2 separate regions of the Homo sapiens genome follow, and region 1 is linked to region 2. Evidence: read pairs that join two places in POLR2A ChIA-PET (ENCODE). Cell type or tissue: K562. All regions are shown on one strand. Each heading gives the region's core, and the rest is flanking DNA. Links, peaks and the distances in the headings are about the cores only.

Evidence for each region. Peaks named below come from ENCODE experiments on the same cell type or tissue, not always from the same donor. Only the 100,000 strongest peaks of a DNase experiment are listed, where the experiment ranks them.
Region 1: POLR2A ChIA-PET joins it to region 2 with 5 read pairs; 6 of 35 experiments call an interaction of 5 or more read pairs at or near these places.

What each region holds. Positions count from the first base shown.
Region 1 is chr17:62,082,051-62,089,337 of GRCh38, forward strand. No RefSeq gene overlaps it. Among named protein-coding and RNA genes, the nearest start is that of MED13, 20 kb to the left of the region's middle. In K562, for the core only: no CTCF peak of the experiment used is centred there; DNase peaks (open chromatin) are centred at 2,791 and 3,631.
Region 2 is chr17:61,991,398-61,998,684 of GRCh38, forward strand. MED13 (mediator complex subunit 13) reads right to left here. Exons shown (of 30, transcript NM_005121.3): 10 at 3,755-3,968; 11 at 1,143-1,224. Among named protein-coding and RNA genes, the nearest start is that of INTS2, 67 kb to the left of the region's middle. In K562, for the core only: no CTCF peak of the experiment used is centred there; no DNase peak of the experiment used is centred there.

The DNA.
Region 1 (7,287 bases), core at 1,439-6,438, 91 kb after region 2:
CTATTTTTATTTCTTCTTGTTGTTGTTATTCTTGTTTTGACACTTCCTGCACTGCACTCATTGATTCCCTTTTCATCTTATGTGTGGGCAGCTGATAACCTGTTCAGTCTCCACTATCTCAGGTTGACAATTCCACCTACTGGCCAGGCATGGTGGCTGATGCCTGTAATCCCAGCACTTTGGGAGGCCAAGGCAGGTGGATCACGAGGTCAGGAGTTCAAGACCAGCCTGACCAACATGGTGAAACCCCATCTCTATTAAAAATACAAAAATTAGCTTGGCATGGTGGCCTGTGCCCATAATCCCAGCTATTCCATAGGCTGAGGCAGGAGAATCACTTGAACCTGAACCCAGGAGGCAGAGGTTGCAGTGAGCCGAGATCACGCCACTGCACTCCAGCCTGGGCAACAGAGCAAGACTCTGTCTTAAAAACAAACAAACAAACAAGCAAAAGGCCAGGCGCGGTGGCTCACGCCTATAATCCCAGCACTTTGGGAGGCCAAGGCGGGCAGATCACTTGAGGTCAGGAGTTTGAGACCAGCCTGGCCAACATGGTAAAACCCTGTCTCTACTAAAAATAAAAAAATCAGCCGGGCTTGGTGGCGGGCACCTGTAATCCCAGCTACTCCAGAGGCTGGGACAGGAGAATCACTTGAACCTGGGAGGCAGAGGTTGCAGTGAGCCAAGATTGCCCCACTGCACTCCAGCCTGGGCAACAGAGCGAGACTCCATCTCAAAAACAAAACAAAACAAAACAAAACAAAACAATTCCACCTACTTTCTTATATTAATCATCAAGTGCCCTGGGGAACTATGACTTCTCAAAGACATCTTATTACATTTTTACCATAGCCAGCACCATACCTTGGGGACTCTGGTAATAATAAAATAATAATAAATATAATTATTGAACATTTACTGGCCCATAGTGCTAAGCAATTTACATAGATGATTTTTTTTTAAATTGGTTTCTTGGTATCTTCTAATAGATTATTTGATTTCATCCTCTCCACAACCATAGGAGGTCAAATTTGAGCAGACAGGTCTACAGAGGCTTTATCTGCATTATTATAAATTAAACCATTTACAAAAGACAGTGACCGGATATGTTAAGGTATATGACTAGCCCTATACACGAAGATGTAAGAGAGGAAACTTCTGGCATATGTTTACTAAACCTAGGAACTACAGATAAAACTGATACTACAATTTTTTTTTTTTTTTTGAGACGGAGTCTCACTCTGTCACCCAGGCTGGAGTGCAGTGGTGAGATCTCGGCTCACTGCAGGCTCCGCCTCCTGGGTTCACGCCATTCTCCTGCCTCAGCCTCCCGAGTAGCTGGGACTACAGGCACCCGCCACCACGCCCGACTAATTTTTTTTTGTATTTTTAGTAGAGACAGGGTTTCACCGTGTTAGCCAGGATGGTCTTGATCTCCTGACCTCGTGATCTGCCTGCCTCGGCCTCCCAAAGTGCTGGGATTATAGGCGTGAGCCACCGTGCCCGGCCAGATAATACTATTTCTTGCAGCCCCCAATCAACCTCACCTACTAGCACTTACACCCTAAGTAGTCCCCTCCTCTTGAATAAGGGCCAGTCAGAATGTAGCAGAAGTGACTCGTTGCCTCTTCCAGCCCTAAGCCTTAAGAAGGCCCAACAGCTTCCACTTTTATGCTTTTAGGAGCCCTGAGCTACCATTTGAGAAACTGATGTGGAGAAACAGATTCCCTGGGAGTATACTGTGAGAGAGAAGGTCTAGCCTTACCAGCATCCAGCTGAGCGCAGCATTCCAAATGTCACTGATAAAGTGTCAGACATGTGAGCAAGGCCATCCTGAAGATGCCAGCCCTGACCGCCACCTGACTACAGCTATGTGAGACACACAAATGAGACCAGCAGAACTGAACAGCACAGCACCCACCAGTCAATCCACACAATCATGAGAAATTAAAAAAAAAAAAAAGATTGTTGTTTTAAGCCACTACATTTTGGAGTGGTTTTTATTAAGCAGCAATAGATAACAAAAACACTACTAATGTTAATAATGTTAAAGGTTATGGTTGGTTTGGAGTCCTATTAGATAATATTAGGTCAAGAGGCCCAAACATATCAGAATCCTACCTTAGACTACAGCCATTACCTCCTCCTTCACCCTCACCAAGGTCTAGAGGGAGAAATCTACACACATGAGACAGTGGAGAAGGTAAATTAAAACCACCACCACCAGGGCAGCCAGAACCCTGCTTAGTCAAAATAGACACCAGGCTAGGCATGGTGGCTCACGCCTGTAATCCCAACACTTTGGGAGGCCAAGGCGGGCAGATCACCTGAGGTCAGAGTTCGAGACCAGCCTGGCTAACATGGTGAGACCCCATCTCTACTAAAAATACAAAAATTAGCTGGGCTTTGTGGCAGGAGCCTGTAATCCCAGCTATTCGTGAGCCTGAGGCACAAGAATTGCTTGAACCTGGGAGGCGGAGGCTGCAGTGAGCCAAGATAGCACCACTGTACTTCAGCCTGGGCAGAGCAAGACTCCATCTCAAGAAAAAAAAAAGAAGAAAAAAAAAAAAAAAGGACACCCACTGAAACAGGCTGCACCTTCACAGTATGACTATCCACCTGGCTATTCCCTCTCTCGAAGCCTGAGAACAGGCCTACGTTAGAGTGTCACTGCAGTATCATGGGGAAGAAGGAAGAAGAGGCCCAAAGGGAGCCACACCCACGTGCAAGACCTAAGCACATCCTGCATGATGCTGAACACTGGGAAAAAATAGCCCAGTTAATGTCTTAGAATCTGACCAATCAGATTAGCCACTTCTCTCATGGAGAGGAGGGAGAACAAGAGGAAGATAAGGAAGAAACTGAAAGTGTCCCCTTTCCTAGACCCTGTACACATTGTCTTTTTTAATCCTCATGATAAATCCAAAAGGTAGATATTTTTCTTACCCTAGTATCCATGAGAAGATTAAATATTAGAGAGATTGAGTAACTTTTTCAAGGTTACATAGTAAGTATTTGGAATCACAGGGGTGGGTGGGGGGAGTTACCTGGCAAAAATGAGAAGAGATGCCTTTGGAGCATGGCACATTGTAAATTCACTCACATTGTTCCCTCAGTTGTTTTTTTTGTTAAAGTAAAAAACCAAATCAAATGAAAATGCTGTAGGGCCAGGCGCGGTGGCTCATGCCTGTAATCCCAGCACTTTGGGAGGCCGAGGCGGGCAGATCACCTGATGTCAGGAGTTCGAGACCAGCCTGACCAACATGGAGAAACCCCATCTCTACTAAAAATACAAAAAAAAATTAGCCACGCATGGTGGCGCATGCCTGAAATCCCAGCTACTCGGGAGGCTGAGGCAGGAGAATCACTTGAACCCAGGAGGCAAAGGCTATAGTGAGCTGAGATCGCGCCATTGCAGTCCAGCCTGGGCAACAAGAGCAAAACTCCACCTCAAACAAAAAAAAAGAAAGTGCTGTACCATTAGAGGCACCCAAGGAGAGATGGCCCAAAGTCAGTCTTTTTTGTGGCTTGATTGTAGAACAGGTGGAGGGAAAGTATCTCTTTCCACTTCAGCAGAGAAGTGGCTGCACGCCGGATGTGACTGGTGATAAGAGTCAGGAAGTAGCCACTCAGAAGTGCACAAGAGGCTTCCCCTACCTCCGTATATCCTTGAGAGATACAGAAGGGACCTGTGGTGTTAATGACCTCCTTGTAAGGGCTGCTATGGTCCGTAGTATCCAATTGTACTGCCACACTAGACTGGCCTGGAGAAACGTGTGTTACCCAAACATTACATCTCTGACGAAAAACTATATTTGTTCCACCCCCACATTCTCCACTCAAGTTCCCAGAAGTTTGCAATTATCCTCAAAAGAAGTTTCCAGACAAGGCTTACTCAGCTTTGGTTTTCAGTGGGATGAGATTGTTTTGTTTTGTTTTTTCATTTCTTTAAACTTGGCTGACCATTGCCATTCCACCCCCAGATGGTGCGTACAGGCCAGTCATGAACCACAAACCTGTTTCCATTCACTCTTCACCTGCTTGTTCTTTTTGCTCCTCTCCCTGGATCTGTGGCTCTACAATCCAGCTGGATCTATACATCTCCCTCTTTTGTTCCTGTCACCCTCACTACATAACCTGTTGGACCTCTCTTGAGGCCTCTTGGACTTTGATCCTTGCCCAGTTTTCAGCTATACTAACTCCTCTGGCTTGGTATCCCATATTGACTAGCTGAAGTTCTCCATACTAAGTTCCAGTATTGCAGAATTGCACCAGCCAACTGGACCTGGGTGGCATGTAATGTCTAAGCCCTATGCATTGGGAAAGAAACTCTATCTGGAAAAAACAATGGCAGGGATGAAAGAAGAGTTGCCTTTTTTTTTTTTTTTTTTCCCAAGACGGAGTTTCGCTCTTGTTGTCCAGGCTGGAGTGCAATAGCGAGACCTTGGCTCATTGCAACCTCCGCTTCCTGAGTTTAAGCAATTCTCCCTCCTCAGCCTCCTGAGTAGCTGGGATTACAGGCATGTGCCAGCACACCTGGCTAATTTTGTATTTTTAGTAGAGACAGGGTTTCACCATGTTGGTCAGGGTAGTCTCGAGCTCCTGACCTTAGGTGATCCGCCCACTTCGACCTCCCAAAGTGTTGGGATTACAGGCGTGAGCCACCACGCCTGGCCAAGAGTTGCTTTTAAACTGTACTTGCTGGCACTACCAGCAAAATTTTTACCTGCCCGCCTCTGTACTCCTTTCCTCTGACTCCAGGAGATTTGGAAGTATAAGAAAATCTCCTTGGTTACAACAACTTTGGAACACTGTTTGGCAGTATCTACTAAAACTGAACATATGCATATACTTTTACCCAACAATTCTACTCCTAGATACATACCCAACAGAAATGCGCACATATGTTCATCAAAAGACATGCACAAGAATGTTCATAGAAGGATTACTCATAATAGCTAAAAACTGGAATCTCCAAATGTCCAACAGCAGTAGAATGGATTAAAAATAGCATATTCATACAATAGACTATATAGTAATGAAAAAGAATGAACTGTGTTATACACAACCTGGATGAATCTTACAAACACAATACTCAACAAAAAAAGCCACACAAAAAAGCATGCATAATATACATTCCACTTGTATGAAATCTAAAACGGACAAAATGAATCAATGTTATTACAAGTCAGAATAGTGGTTATCATACGGGGAGTAGTAATCAGGTGGGGGCATCAGACGATTGGGTGCTGGTAATGTTGTGTTTCTTGATCTGGGTACTGATCAGTGCATTCACTTTGCAAAAATTCATCCAGCTGTATACTTGCAATTCATGTACTTTTCTAAATATGGATATACATGAATAAAGTGAATGACAGAAAGAAAAATGTCCTTGCTTTCTCCTGAAAATGTAGCTATAAAGGATACCCAAGGTTAGTGACTGAGTAAATGAATTTTCTTGTTTCCCATTTGTCATTCGGGAAAACCTAGCAATGTGTGATTCTTCTGCTGTAATGGATACCTGTCCCCTGTACAAGTGGACATCATGATATTTGGTGGGACATGACCAGTGGGATGGTTCACAGCCAACATTATACGGCTCTCCAACTCTTGGTTCTCAGGTGGACCGGAAGGAACATCACTGTGGGCCTAGCTCTGAGAAGGATCTGGAGGGTGTCCTAAGATGAGTTAACCAGATTGGCTGGATGAGACAGCTTGCAGGCTGCAGAGCATAGGGCCACAGAAAATTTAAAGGACACTGTCAAGGTCTGAAGATGGAATAGAAGAACAGGGAGAGTATCTTAGAGAACTACTTCACCAAAAGGGTTAGGCAGAACAGCAGAAGATAGGTACATGACAACAGGATGGAAATGGAGGCCATTGGGACAGAGTGAGTGGTTTTGGAAGAAAATGGAGCCTGGGAATGAACAATCACAGGCTTTCTATAGGGCTTTTTTTTTTTTTTTAGCCTCTATGGAATGGGCAAGAGCTATAAAAGTTCTGAGCTGCTATAGACAAAAGTTCTGTACTGTTTCCACTACTCTCCTTTCTGGGCTGTTTGTTTTGGTGACATTCTCCATTCACATTTTACCTCCAGACTCTCCTTCCAGCTTCTAGAATTTTGTTTCCTTGAATATTTTTCAGCTCTCTGGCTTCTACAGTTTGGGCCTCCTATTGGGGTGAAAAATTTTATACTTTAGCCAACGACATCCCAGCCCCAACCCATGACTCCCAACGCCTTATAGGTTAACTATATTCCTCTCCTTCAGTCACCGTCACCCCACCAGGATGGGGATCCTGGATTTAAAACAACAACAACAACAACAACAACAACAACAACAACAACAACAACAACAACAACAGCAACAGCAGCAGCAGCAGCAGCAGCAGCTGGAAACAAGCAAGCCTATTGCTTCAGAATTCAAGATCATTTCTTTGCTGCTGAAGCCCCTGTACACCTTCTCTGACACTCCATCCCTGCTCTAGTCTGGTCCCTTTTGGACTATGTTATTGTACTTGGCAAATCCATGCAAGTTGGCTTGGGAATCTTTTTTTTCTTTTTCTTTTTCTTTTTTTTTTGAGACAGTATTTTGCTCTTGTTGCCCAGGCTGGAGTGCAATGGCACGATCTTGGCTCACCGCAACCTCCTCCTCCCGGGTTCAAGCGACTCTCCTGCCTCAGCCTCCTGACTAGCTGGGACTACAGGTATCCGCCACCATGCCCGGCTAATTTTGTATTTTTAGTAGTGACGGGGTTTCTCCATGTTGGTCAGGCTGGTCTCGAACTCCCGATCTCAGGTGATCTGCCCGCCTCAGCCTCCCAAAGTGCTGGGATTACAGGCATGAGCCATTGCGCCCGGCCAGCTTGGGAGTCTTATAAAGAGATCCCTAGTATGTCTTCCATGTTGGGAATTCCTGCAGGCTTTAGTTTTTTCTTTAGCCTTTGTTTCTAATCCTGTTGTTTTTCCATATATGTTGGTTCTATACTTTGGCACCCCTCTAGGACAGTAAGGACAACAGGCACCCTACCCTGGTTGCTCTAGGATGCCACCCTACTTGGCCATCATTATTTCATTTTATACCATCAGGAGAGGATAATCAGAATTCCTTTGTTTCTATGCTCTTTCTTGCTGCTTACCTGGCTATTTGATATTCTCTTTCTAAAATGTTGCAAACAGATCTTAGTCAACAGCAGCAATAAAGGGTGGTGGAAGTCTGCATTTTGGAAACCAACAAAATGGAGTTGAAATCCTGCATCTATCTACCACCTATTAGCTAGGAGACTTTG
Region 2 (7,287 bases), core at 1,001-6,000:
CAGCCCAACTTGGCTCACCACAACCTCTGCCTCCTGGGTTCATGCGATTCTGCTGCCTCAGCCTCCCAAGTTGCTGGGACTACATGCATGCACCACCACGCCCAGCTAATTTTTGTTTGTTTGTTTGTTTGAGACAGAGTCTCGCTCTGTCGCCAGGCTGGAGTACAGTGACATGATCTCGGCACACTGCAACCTCTGCCTCCCAGGTTCAAGCATTCTCCTGCCTCAGCCTCCCGAGTAGCTGGAACCATAGGCGCGTGCCTCCATGCCCAGCTAATTTTTCTATTTTTTTAGTAGAGACGGGGTTTCACCATGTTGGCCAGGATGGTCTCAATCTCTTGACCTCGTGATCCGCCCGCCACGGCCTCCCAAAGTGCTGAGATTACAGGTGTGAGCCACTGTGCCCGGCCTAATTTTTGTATTTTTTTAGTAGGGATGGTGTTTCACCATGTTGGACAGGCTGGTCTTGAACTCCTGACCTCAAGTGATCCACCCACCTTGGCCTCCCAAAGTGCTGGGATTACGGGCGTGAGCCACGGTGCCCAGATCCATTTTTCAATTATAATTTAAACAATGGAGACAGGTATGAAGAGAACTGATAGTCTTCGAATTGTAACCCCCATTGCTATAGGCTTGAAAGTAGTGTCTTCAGAGAGCAAACACTTGGAGTTATGATGATGAAACACTCTACTGTCAACCAACTGGACATCAGTATCTTTCTCCCATTTTTTTCAAGTGTGTTTTTCCTGGAGAGTATAACCATAGCCTTGGCATAGTATAACAATGGCCTTTTCTCAATCACTTTCCAGTCAATATGTGCCTTCATTCTTTTACTTCCTTTCACGTAATTCCCAGTAGAAGGGGGTGAGAAATCTATTACATAAAACTGAGTTTTTAATAGAAAACTATTTTTATATGTAAAAACAGGAAAGAGGCTGCAACAATTAAAAACACAAATTCTATCACCTGAACTTGCTTCTTCCAATAAAAGATAACCAATAAACCCATCATTTAAGAAAGATTCCTTTCTATGAAACATAATGAATTATACAAAAAGGAACATTAGAAGTCCAACAATATCAGATCAGTCTGTAGTAACAATCCTGGAATGCAATATTTTCATTAGGAAATAAAGATTTTACCTTGCTTGATAGAGGGACTAAATAATGACATAGCATCTTCTTCATGTGATAACACTGTTACACTAGATGTCCCATCTTCTACCTGCAAACAAATATTTCATGTTAGGCTGAAATATATAATTTACCAACAATAAAATCTACCAATTATTGAGGAGCTGTGTGTCAGGCATCCAGCTAAGTGTTTAACATACATTATCACTGATTCTTACAGTAACAAGTAAGTAGTATGCTTATTATTACTTTTTTTTGAGATGGACTCTCGCTCTATCACCAGGCTGTAGTACAGTGGCACGATCTCGGCTCACTTGCACCTCTGCCTCCTAGGTCAAGTGATCTCCTGCCTCAGCTTCCCAAGTAGCTAGGACTACAGACACATGCCACCACGCCCAGCTAATTTTTGTATTTTTAGTAGAGATGTGGTTTCACCACATTGGCCAGGATGGTCTCAATCTCTTGACCTTGTGATCCGCCCACCTCAGCCTCCCAAAGTGCTGGGATTATAAGTATGAGCCACCACGCCTGGCCTGTGGTATGTTTATCTTATAGACAAAAGTAGAGACTCTAATGTGCCCCAGAAAATATGGCTGATAAACAGTGAGAGCTGAAATTTTATCCTAAATCTGTCAAATTCCAAAGTCCATGTTCTTTCTTTCTTTCTTTCTTTTTTTTTTTTTTTTTTTGAGACAGAGTCTCACTCTGTCACCCACGCTAGAGTGCAGTGGCATGATCTTGGCTCACTGCAACCTCCCCCTCCTGGGTTCAAGAGATTCTCCCGCCTCAGCCTCCCAAGCAGCTGAGATTACAGGCATGCACCACCACACCTGGCTAATTTTTGTATTTTTAGCAGAGATGGGGTTTCGCCATGTTGGCCAGGCTGATCTCGCTCTCCTGATCTCAGGTGATCTGCCCGCCTCAGCCTCCCAAAGTGCTGGGATTACAGGCGTGAGACACAGCACCCAGCCGGTTCACGTTCTTTCTATTATACCTGCAGCCTTCCCAACTACCACTACTCTCATACTTCCAAAAAGACAAAATTTCAAGTACCTGGCATATAGTAGGGCTAAGTAAAACTTTGTGAAACTAATTTTGTATTAAACATATTATTGGGGGCCAGGCACGGTGGCTCACGCCTGTAATCCCAGCACTTTGGGAGGCCGAGGCGGGCGGATCACTTGAGGTCAGCAGTTCAAGACCAGCCTGACCAACATGGAGAAATCTCGTCTCTACTGAAAATACACAAAATTAGCCGAGCGTAGTGGCGCATGCCTGTAATCTCAGCTACTAGGGAGGCTGAGGCAGGAGAATCACTTGAATCAGGGAGGCGAAGGTTGCAGTGACCTAAGATCATAACTTTGCACTCCAGCCTGGGCAACAAGAGCGAAACTCCGTCTCAAAACAAACAAACAAACAAAAAAAAAAACTCACACGTATTATTGGATCCTTTTCATAACTTTACAGATTTCAATTTTTTTTTTTTTTAAACGGAGTATTGCTCTGTCACCAGGCAGAAGTTCACTGGCATGATCTCAGCTCACTGCAACTTCTGCCTCCTGGGTTCAAGCGATTCTCCTGTGTCAGCCTCCTGAGTAGCTGGGACTACAGGCGCCCGCCATCGCACCCAGCTAATTTTTGTGATTTTAGTAGAGATGGGGTTTCACCATCTTGGCCAGGCTGCTCTCGAACTCCAGACCTAGTGATCCACCCACCTCAGCCTCCCAAAGTGCTGGGATTACAAGCGTGGGCCACTGTGTCTAGCCTATTTTCATATTTTGTATATAAGACATAATTCCTGTGTAGCAAAGTTATCTTAATCTTAACAAATTCTCATATATTTGATTTTTAAATTTTATTCTAATAACTATATATCTTGCACTTCATTTTTACTTCTAGGTGCACTGTAAGTTCCTGAATCACATATTCAAAAATAGCACATATTTTTTAAACTCAGTGATGTATATTTTATTGTATCTTTGAAAACTGGTAATTCACTTACAACATATTTTAAAATCACTGTCAAAATAGCCTACCTAAATGTCCTGATTTCAATTATGACAAGTTTAATATGCCCTTTATCCAACCCAGAAACTTTTAAACAACAAAATATTTTCATTATCAGAGGTCAGCTATAATTGGTACCATGTGCTTGATTTACCCATTCAAAAAAATACATTTTTCTTTTTTTCTTTTTGAGACGGAGTCTCGCTCTGTCACCCAAGCTGGAGTGCAGTAGCCTGATCTTGGCTCACTGCAACCTCTGCCTCCTGGGTTCAAGGGATTCTCCTGCCTCAGCCTCCCGAATAGCTGGGATTACAAGGCGCACACCACCACACCCAGCTACTTTTTGTATTTTTATTAGAGACAGGGTTTCACCATGTTGGCCAAGCTGGTCTCAAACTCCTGTCCTCAGGTGATCTGCCTGCCTCGGCCTCCCCAAGTGCTGGTATTACAGGCATGAGCCACCGCAGCCGGGCAAAAATAAGTTTTTCTAAATAAATGATTACTCTTTCTATTCTAAGACAAAAGAAGTGAGATAACTGTGGTAGTAAGAGTGTTACTATATGCAGTGCTACAAAATCAACAGTGACCCTTTGGTGTACTGTGATTTCTCTTACCTTGTGTTTTTTTCCAGCTTCTCTCTCACTATTTTGTCTATCTTTTTTATCAGGAAAAAGGAATTCCTCATCTCCTTCAACAAATGCATATGGATCAATTTTAGGTTCTTGTTCTGCATCAGATGCTATTGCTGAAAGACACTGGTTTTTAATTTGATATTGCTGCACTAATTCATCAGAAACTTTTAAAGGTTTCTTACATTGCACCATTAACCTGCATAAAAAAATTAAAAAAAATTAATTATCCACATAAGCATTAAAAATTTCCAAAATGACGTTAAGTATCATAATGTTTTTAGAATTACTTAAAGATTATCTAACCTACAATCCCTTATTTCAGAAATGAGGAGGCATGAAAATATTAAATAATTTATTGAAGTCTAAAATTTAGCCATAGAGAAATGGGGCCAAAATCCAAGTTTCCTAACTATATGATCTTTCTACCAAAATATGTTGTCTTTAGGTAATTCACGGTTTAGGTAACTCACGGTTCTCAAGTCCTCAAGCACACTATTTTGTACAAATCCATTCCCTGAAAGGGGCTCTTAAATCTAAACTGCTCCAGTACAGTGACTCAAAGTGGGAGCTTTATAAAAGTGAGTAAAATACTTTTAAACAATTTATACATTTATACAAGGAAAGTGATTATGTATTTTTTTTTTACTGCCATGAGTAGATATACTTTAAGTTTTAAATTTTTGAAGGCCTGATTTGTGTTTCATGAAAATAGCATTATTACTATTAATTCTGGCAAGATGTTTCACAATGGAAAGTGAAGTTTCAGTGCAAGTATCTGAGTTTTCTAATCACATTGGCACATCAATTTTTAAGTTATTAGTCTTCTGGTTCAACACAGCAACTAAGAAATTGTTTCTCTTTATTCTCCTAAAATAACCAATAAAATGACAGGAGATGACAGAATAAAAGAGAAGACAACAAGGAAGTTGGAAAGATGAGCTAGTGGAAACTGACAGACCACAGAAAGCTGAAATCTAAGGATAAAAGAGGGATGCCACAACAAGAAGCAAGCTGATCTATACCAAAGAACCCTGGAAAGCATCAGGAGTTTTTTCTCTCTGAAGACCCGACTGCTCGGTGAGTGTGAACACAGAATCATTAGCTTCTGGTTTGCATAAGACATGTTTAGACTCTCAAATTCCTATTCTCTCGGGTTTACAAAGCTAAGGTTCTCAGGTTGTCCTAACAGTAGCTAGCAGCCAAGCTTGCAGTCAGATCATGGCCAGAATCTTGCAATGACTATTTCACTCTGAGAAAAAAACCAAAGTCCTTATACCATCCTATGAAAACTTCCCATCATCTTGTTCTTCTCCTCTTCATCTTTTACTATTCTAGTCCTCTCTTATACTGCTTCCAAGGGCTTCCTTTATGTTCCTCAATGGGTTCCAGACCCATTCCTGGCTATTTCTTTTATGGGGAACATTCTCCTTCCAAATATCTGCATGGCCAACTCGCTCACTTCCTTCAAGTCTTTGCTTAAATGTCACCTATGAGCCCATAACTACTTTATTTTAAATAGCAATATGCCCATGCCCACTTGCCTCAATAATAATCCCCCTTACCCTGCTCTATTTTCCTGCATAGCATTTATCTTTTAACATATTACATAATTTATTATATTCATAGTTGACTGTCACTCACACTAGAACATAAAAGCTCCACAAGGACAGGGGTCTAACCTTTGTTCACTAATTTAGCACAGATGCCTAGAGTACCTGGTACATAATAGGTGTCAATACTTGCTAGTGAATAAATGAAATCTAAAAATCACAGACTGAGATGTTTTTGCATTAGTACTACTAAAATACACTATCTTGTACTTTGAAATAAACAATTTTTACACACTAGAAGGTACCAATGCCACTGCTTATCTACTCTGAGTACTAAGACAAAAATTGTAAGATATGTAAGGTCTGGTAGCAATGAAGGTATTTGCAGATCGTACATTCTTTGACTCACAGGCAAATCTTATCTCATTCATCTATTCACTAATGCCTAACACTAGTAGCACTTGATCTCTTACAAACTCGGGGCAAAGTAGGCCATCAAAACAAAAACTGATTTCTAAACATGCTATCAAATGCTCAAATACATATCATTATTATTCCAAATACGCCCCAGATTTATTGCAAAAACTAAAATCCCAAGCATACAAAAACTTTCTGCTGTGGGAATATAATGCTAGCACACTGTCATTGGGGATATGTTTTATAATTAATCATCAGGATAGTTCTGTTCTATAAACAGCTGAGTATCAAGTGTAGTTTTTTACCTCACCACATTAGACTCTAAATAACGGTTAGCTGAATTGTCTACCAAATATTCACTAATGCAAATCTTTTTAAAATAGTAATTCTAACTACTTTGATATGTACTTTTCTTATTTAATACTTAAAATAATATTTTAAGATAAGAAGCAAAGGGTATTATCCCTGACTTTGATGTGGAAATTATGTAAAATCAAGGGCTTTGCTGAGGTCACATAGTGGCAAAGTCAGAAATGAAAAGATTTTAAGTATTTATATTCAAATAACTATCCTTAGGGAATAAAGTATAAGAAATCTCCCTTCCCCCAGCCTGAAAGACACTACTACTCTCTGTAGAGACAAATAAAACTCGGTGTTTCATATTACGTTGTCCTCTGGCAGAAGTATAAAAACCTTCACACTGTTTACATAAGTAGTTGCTAGACTACTGTGCAGTAACATTATTAAAAAAACCAACTCTACTGCACAGGGCTCTATTAAAATAAAAAATGAGTAAACCAAATGCATTACCTAAATATGACTGTTTGTTATTTTATTGAATCATTCTCACAGACATTAGCATGTGCAAAGAATTTAAATGTAGTCAATTTCAAGAGTATCAAGACACAATAAATTTTAAAATATAAATTCATTTACATTATACATTCTATATTTAAAGCTGATAATAGAATTAAAAATTGTTACTTTTAAGAGATGCCAGATAAAAAAACTCTAATTACCATACTGTCAACATCAATTATATAGTACACATACACTTTTAGAATACGAATAACCCTCTCCTTTCCTCAAACGAACTTTCACATACAGCCAAATAATTAACTACAGACACAGTTTCAATTAGACATAAAGCTAAATACAGACAAACTGCAAAAAGATCAGGTACAGCCATGAACAGGAAGTGCTGCAAGGCCCAAAGCATTATATTATTCATTAATTGCAACTCTTTCCTTTTACTATGACAATAACATACTATCCTGAAATGTACTCATATAGAATTTAACATAGCTTATGGTAGCATATGCTGTTATGCCTTTATTCAATAAAAATTCTTCCAGATGAGGTATGACAGTTTTTAAGATGACAATTATAGAAGCAGATAAGCTACAGACGGAAAGTTAAGAAACAAATGAATGCAATAATGTCAAAATCTTCCCACCGCCTTTTTTTTTTTTTTTTTTTTTTTGAGACAAGGTCTTGCTGTCACCCAGGCTGGAATGCAGTGGTGCGGTCTCAGCTCACTACAACCTC